Linked DNA regions of Homo sapiens: region 2 is linked to region 1. Evidence: chromatin loops called from intact Hi-C (ENCODE). Cell type or tissue: B cell. All regions are shown on one strand.

Region 1 (2,500 bases):
GTTTGTGTCCTCTCTTCTAAAGTAGAAATGAACTACTTAAAGAAAAAATTATGCCTATTTCTCTCTTCAATCTCTACAGCATTTTAGCATAGTGCTGGAGACATGATTACTGAAGATAGATGGATGAATATGGATATAACAATTGAACTTGTTAAATATCACAAATGCAAAGTCTTGTGCAGACATCCTTTTTTTTTTTTTTTTTTTTTTTTTTTTTTCCTGAGACAGGGTCTCACTCTGTCACCCAGTCTGGGGTGCTGTGGTGTGATCATAGCTCACTGCAACCTCGAACTCCCGGGCTCAAGCAATCCTCCCACCTCAGTCTCCCAAGTAGCTGGGAATTCAGGTGCTCACTGTTACACCTGGCTAATTAAAAAAATTTTTAGTAGTGATGTGGTCTCTCTGTGTTGCCCAGGATGGTCTCGAACTCCTGGACTCAAGTGATACTCCTGCCTCAGCCTCTCAAAGCAGTGGGATTACTTTCAGTGGGTATAAGCCACCACACTTGGCCCAGACATGATTAAAAAAAACACTTTCATTCAGAAATAATTTTAAACTTACAGAGAAGTTGCAAGAATAAAAATGGTACAAATATCATCTACATATGTTTTACCTAGATTCACTTACTGTACACATTTTACCTCATTTACTTTAGATCTGCCTGTATATCTTCTCTACACACACACACACACACACACACACACACACACACACACACAAACACACACAATGCTTTTCTGATGCATTTGAGAGTAAGTTACATACATTATGGGTCTTTAATACTTCAGTGAGTATTTCCTAAGAATAATCTGTTACCTAATCACAATAGAGTTATCAACTTCCATTTGATTAATATTGATACAACACATTTATTTAATCTTTTGTTCTCATTCCAATTTTGTCAATTGACCCAATAATGTCCTTTATGGCATCTTTTCCCTCCAACATAAGATCCGGTAGGGTCAGGTGTTACATTTGGTTGTCATGTCTCTTTAGCCTCCTTTAATCTGGAACATTTCGACAGCCTTTCTTTGTCTTTTACGATATTATTTTTCCAAGTTAACTGTCATCCTCCTGCTTTTTAAAAGAATGTCAGAATTTAAAAAATCTCCTAGGTTTGGCAGCCTATTTTATTTACATATGTACATACGGACGGATGTGGAGTCTCTGAGTAGTGTCATAATCATTCCCAGTGCAAGACTCCAAACATGAACCTCCTTTTATTCTCATCCTGAACTTGTAATCAATAGCAATATTTTGTATGCAGTTGTACACGAACCTTTGTTTCATTTTATTTACAGTACCTTTCTTCTTCGTTAAGTAGAGTTGGGGTAAGAGGAAATCACAAATCTCTTTCTCTTCCAGCTTCTGCTGGGTTGCAGGCTGCATGAGAGGAAAAGTCAATAGAGGAAGTGAGAGAGTAAACTGAGAAGTTGAAATCAAAGTGGTGGGCTGCTGAGCCGCGGCTGTGGTGTATCTCTCTCTGAAGTCAAAGCATTTTTACAGACAGCATTCAACCGTAGTTAAATAAAATCCCTATGCTGTAGAAAGGGAAGGCATTAGTAATTTCCGTTGTCTATGAGTGAAAACAGAGACGCTGAGAGGCTCAATGGCTTTTCTGCTTTGAGTTTGAGAGGCAATGAGGAATCACGGAAAAAGAACTAATAAAGGAGTGAATCCATTCTGGAGATTTGAATCTATTTATTACCATTGCTGCCAAGGCATTATGTAGCTCAGCAAGTCACATCATCCCTGAACCTTGGTATCATTATCTGTAAAATTAGGCTTTGGAGTGGACTCAATTCACTTTAAGTTTCCTTCATATTCTAAAATGCAGTGGTGATCAATTCCAGCATACATTTCATGAACATTTATGGAGTGCCTACTAAGTGTTGACCACTGGGCTAGGTGCTGCACCTATAAAGATAGGTAGGACCTGGTCTTTGTTCTCAAGGATCTCCCAGTATGGTAGGCAGGAGGAGCAGGCATGTAAGCCAAGATTTGTGGTTCAAGGTGATAAGGGGCAAGTTCAAGGTACAATGTTGTTGCAAAGGAGACGGCAAGGAACTTTCCCTGGGGGATGGAATAAAAGAAGTGACAGTAGTTGTTGAACAGAGCCCTGAAATGGGGACAGGGCATTCTAGGCAGAAGGTACATGGCTGTTGGTGGACTGCATATACTTTGGGTTTGCTGGAACACAATGTGCCAGAGGTAAAGTGAGGGTAATGAGGCTGGCACAGTAGCTAGGCAGGGGCCAAATCTAAGAGGGTCACTTGGTCAGGCAGAGAGGAATTTGAGCCTGGGAGGGAGGGATGGGGCTGAGACTCATGGCAAGGAAATCAATGGGGACTCTATTGCCAATGATAAAGGACTGAGAGACACTGGGAGCGGAAGCAGAAGAACGATTGGAGACATGTTTAGGAGAAAGGCTTGAGAAGGCTCACTGATTGGCTGTGGGGTCGAAGAGGAAATGTCACAGGACTTCCATGTTTCTGATTTG
Region 2 (2,500 bases), 120 kb after region 1:
AACTTCTGTTCAATTATATAATTCAGAGGAAAGCATAAAAATATGACTTTGCAAAGTGTGACATGGGTGAGAGAAACATTAGTATAAACACTGGGCATCAGATGCTTCACAGGGGCTTTTAGCTATATTTATAATTTTGTATTTGCCCTGGAATTCTTTTTATTAAGGAATAATTTACCTACAGTAAAATGCATAAATCTTAAGTGTATAGTTTGATGAATTTTTATCTATACACTCATGTAACTACCACGCAAATAGATACAGAACAATTTCATCACCCCAGAACATTTCCTCATTCTCGTTCCCCAATAACATCCTCTCCCAGAGGTAACTACTATTCTGAATTTTAAGATACAGATTAGTCTCATCTGTTTTTGAAATTCATATAAATAGATGCACTCTATTTTTTGGTCTGGCTTCTTTCACTTATCATAATATATTTGAGATTCATCCATGTTGTAGTGTGCATCAATAGTTCATTTTTTTTTATTGCTAGGTAGTATCCAGTTGCATGGATGTACCATAGTTTGCTTATCCAATCTCTAATTGATGAATTTTTCCTCAGTTTTTACTTGCAATGAGTTAAACTGCTATGGAACACAGTTTTATACACAGTGTACACAACAGGGCTGTTTGGGTACTTCTTTTAGATATATACCCAAGAGTGGCATTACTGGGTCTGCCTTTGAAATTTACTATAAAGAAAAAGAAAAAAAAAGGATACCAATAGGAAGAGTGCAGAAAAAAATGATTGTCTTTCCAAAATCTGTTCTTAGCAAAGTGAGAAAGAAATCTTGTACTACCTGGTGGCATTGTTTCAGCATTTAGACTTGGACTATCTCAAGTTATTGCTTAGCCATGGGGGATTAGAGAAACAGAATTCAGGTTCTTTCTTGATGAGATACAGGCATTGTATGTCTGAATGGATGGAAGTGTTCAAGAGCCCGTGCAATGGAATGCTTGGTACCTTGGAGAATTGGATTAATTTGAGACTTGTCACCTGGAAACAGGACTGTCTGGTTCACCTTGGGATCACCTTTGGCCACGGATAATCAAACTGTTGAGGGGAAAGAGTGGATTACGAAACCTCAGTGCAGCCAAAGTGCCATGGGGCCACCAGAGGTGACCTAGTTGGTCCCCAGGTGATCACATTTGAGATTTATTCTTTACAGCAACCCTCATAATGGAACAGGGCTGCAGACCAGCCTAACCACACACAGAACAAAGGGCTGACAGACTTGTGAACAAAGGGCTGACAGACTTGTGAAGGGGTTATGGCGCCCCCTGGGGGACACTGAAATGTTCCTCTTGTAGACCTAACTTTCCGGTCTGGGGTCAAGTTCAACTTGTATTGATTGAGTAACCTGTAAGACATCACCACTTCAGTAATCCTCTTCAAAGGTTTCAGAATAAAGTATTTGCAATTTTATTGGGAGCAACTCAATTCAGGGGAAGCTGAAGAGGAATACATGTGATGTGTAAGTTCTCACAAGATGGGAGGGGGAATCTTTTCCGGTTTATTTTGTATTGTTTCTGGTAGAAAGGCTCTACATGATTGGGTAATTTCTAATATTTACTTTGTTAATGAAGGTGATAGGATAAGATGACAACTCCATCTGCAAAGTTCTGCAGGCAAAATGCCTCTCCAAAATGGTTGTGAGCCTTTTGTGTCTTGCTTGCTCAGGGTGTAAAATGAGCGATTCTCAACCCAAATCAGTACCACTCTCCCAGTGAGCAGTTGGAAGTGTGTGGGAGCATTTTTGATTGTCAGAGTGACTGGGGTACAGGGGGGTGGTGCACTACTTCCATTTGCTGAGATGGAGGAGGGAGAGAAAACTTCTAGTATGAAGGAGAGTTGTCCTATCCTAAATGCCAATAGGGTCCTTGTTGAGAAATACTTTACCCCCCGTCAGGTGATCTGGAGACAGTTATGTGCAATTCATATTCAGAAGGTTTAACTACACAAACAAAATATGTCAAGCAAGTGAAAGCAGATTTAAGGAGCGTATTCAGAAAGAAGTGTAGTTAAGCCTGTTTTTGGACATTTAGAGAGCATGATCACTTTGCCCAAAACCGAAAAGGAGCACTGGCCTTAAGTGGAATACGGAGGTGGAGGAATTTGTTTTCCAGGCTCCCCAGCATTTCTTTCTTCATCCTCTTCCAAACAATCACTGATCCTGCTCCCCTTCTCCCTTGCTTCTTGGGATGACGAAGCAGCTGACAAATCCATTAAGTCGTGAGAATTTTCTCTTACTCCTCCCAGCAGGATATCAGGAAGAGAAGACTCTCAAATGTTGAAATTTCAAATGTGGGCGAGGAAGGTAGGTGTCTTTTGGCTGTGGGATCTTTCTAGAACTTCTTAAATTATTCCTGGGCAAGTAATAACTCATTTTCTTGTTGGGCTGGCTTTAGATGTGGAAACCAAAGTGTTAGCGTTTGCTGTAACCATGGCAAGGAGAGGGAAGAAGGATTGGATACCTTTGTAAATTTATCGGCAAAT

Evidence for each region. A loop is a pair of places that touch in the nucleus more often than their neighbours do. Peaks named below come from ENCODE experiments on the same cell type or tissue, not always from the same donor. Only the 100,000 strongest peaks of a DNase experiment are listed, where the experiment ranks them.
Region 2: it touches region 1 in a loop (3-fold over the local background); 2 of 110 quality-filtered maps call a loop at or near these places.

The regions. Positions count from the first base shown.
Region 1 is chrX:20,319,502-20,322,001 of GRCh38, forward strand. No RefSeq gene overlaps it. Among named protein-coding and RNA genes, the nearest start is that of RPS6KA3, 54 kb to the left of the region's middle. In B cell, no CTCF peak of the experiment used is centred here; a DNase peak (open chromatin) is centred at 1,440; H3K4me3 peaks cover 389 bases; H3K27ac peaks cover 1,027 bases.
Region 2 is chrX:20,441,518-20,444,017 of GRCh38, forward strand. No RefSeq gene overlaps it. Among named protein-coding and RNA genes, the nearest start is that of RPS6KA3, 180 kb to the left of the region's middle. In B cell, CTCF peaks have their summits at 1,292 (motif pointing left) and 1,502; a DNase peak (open chromatin) is centred at 1,274.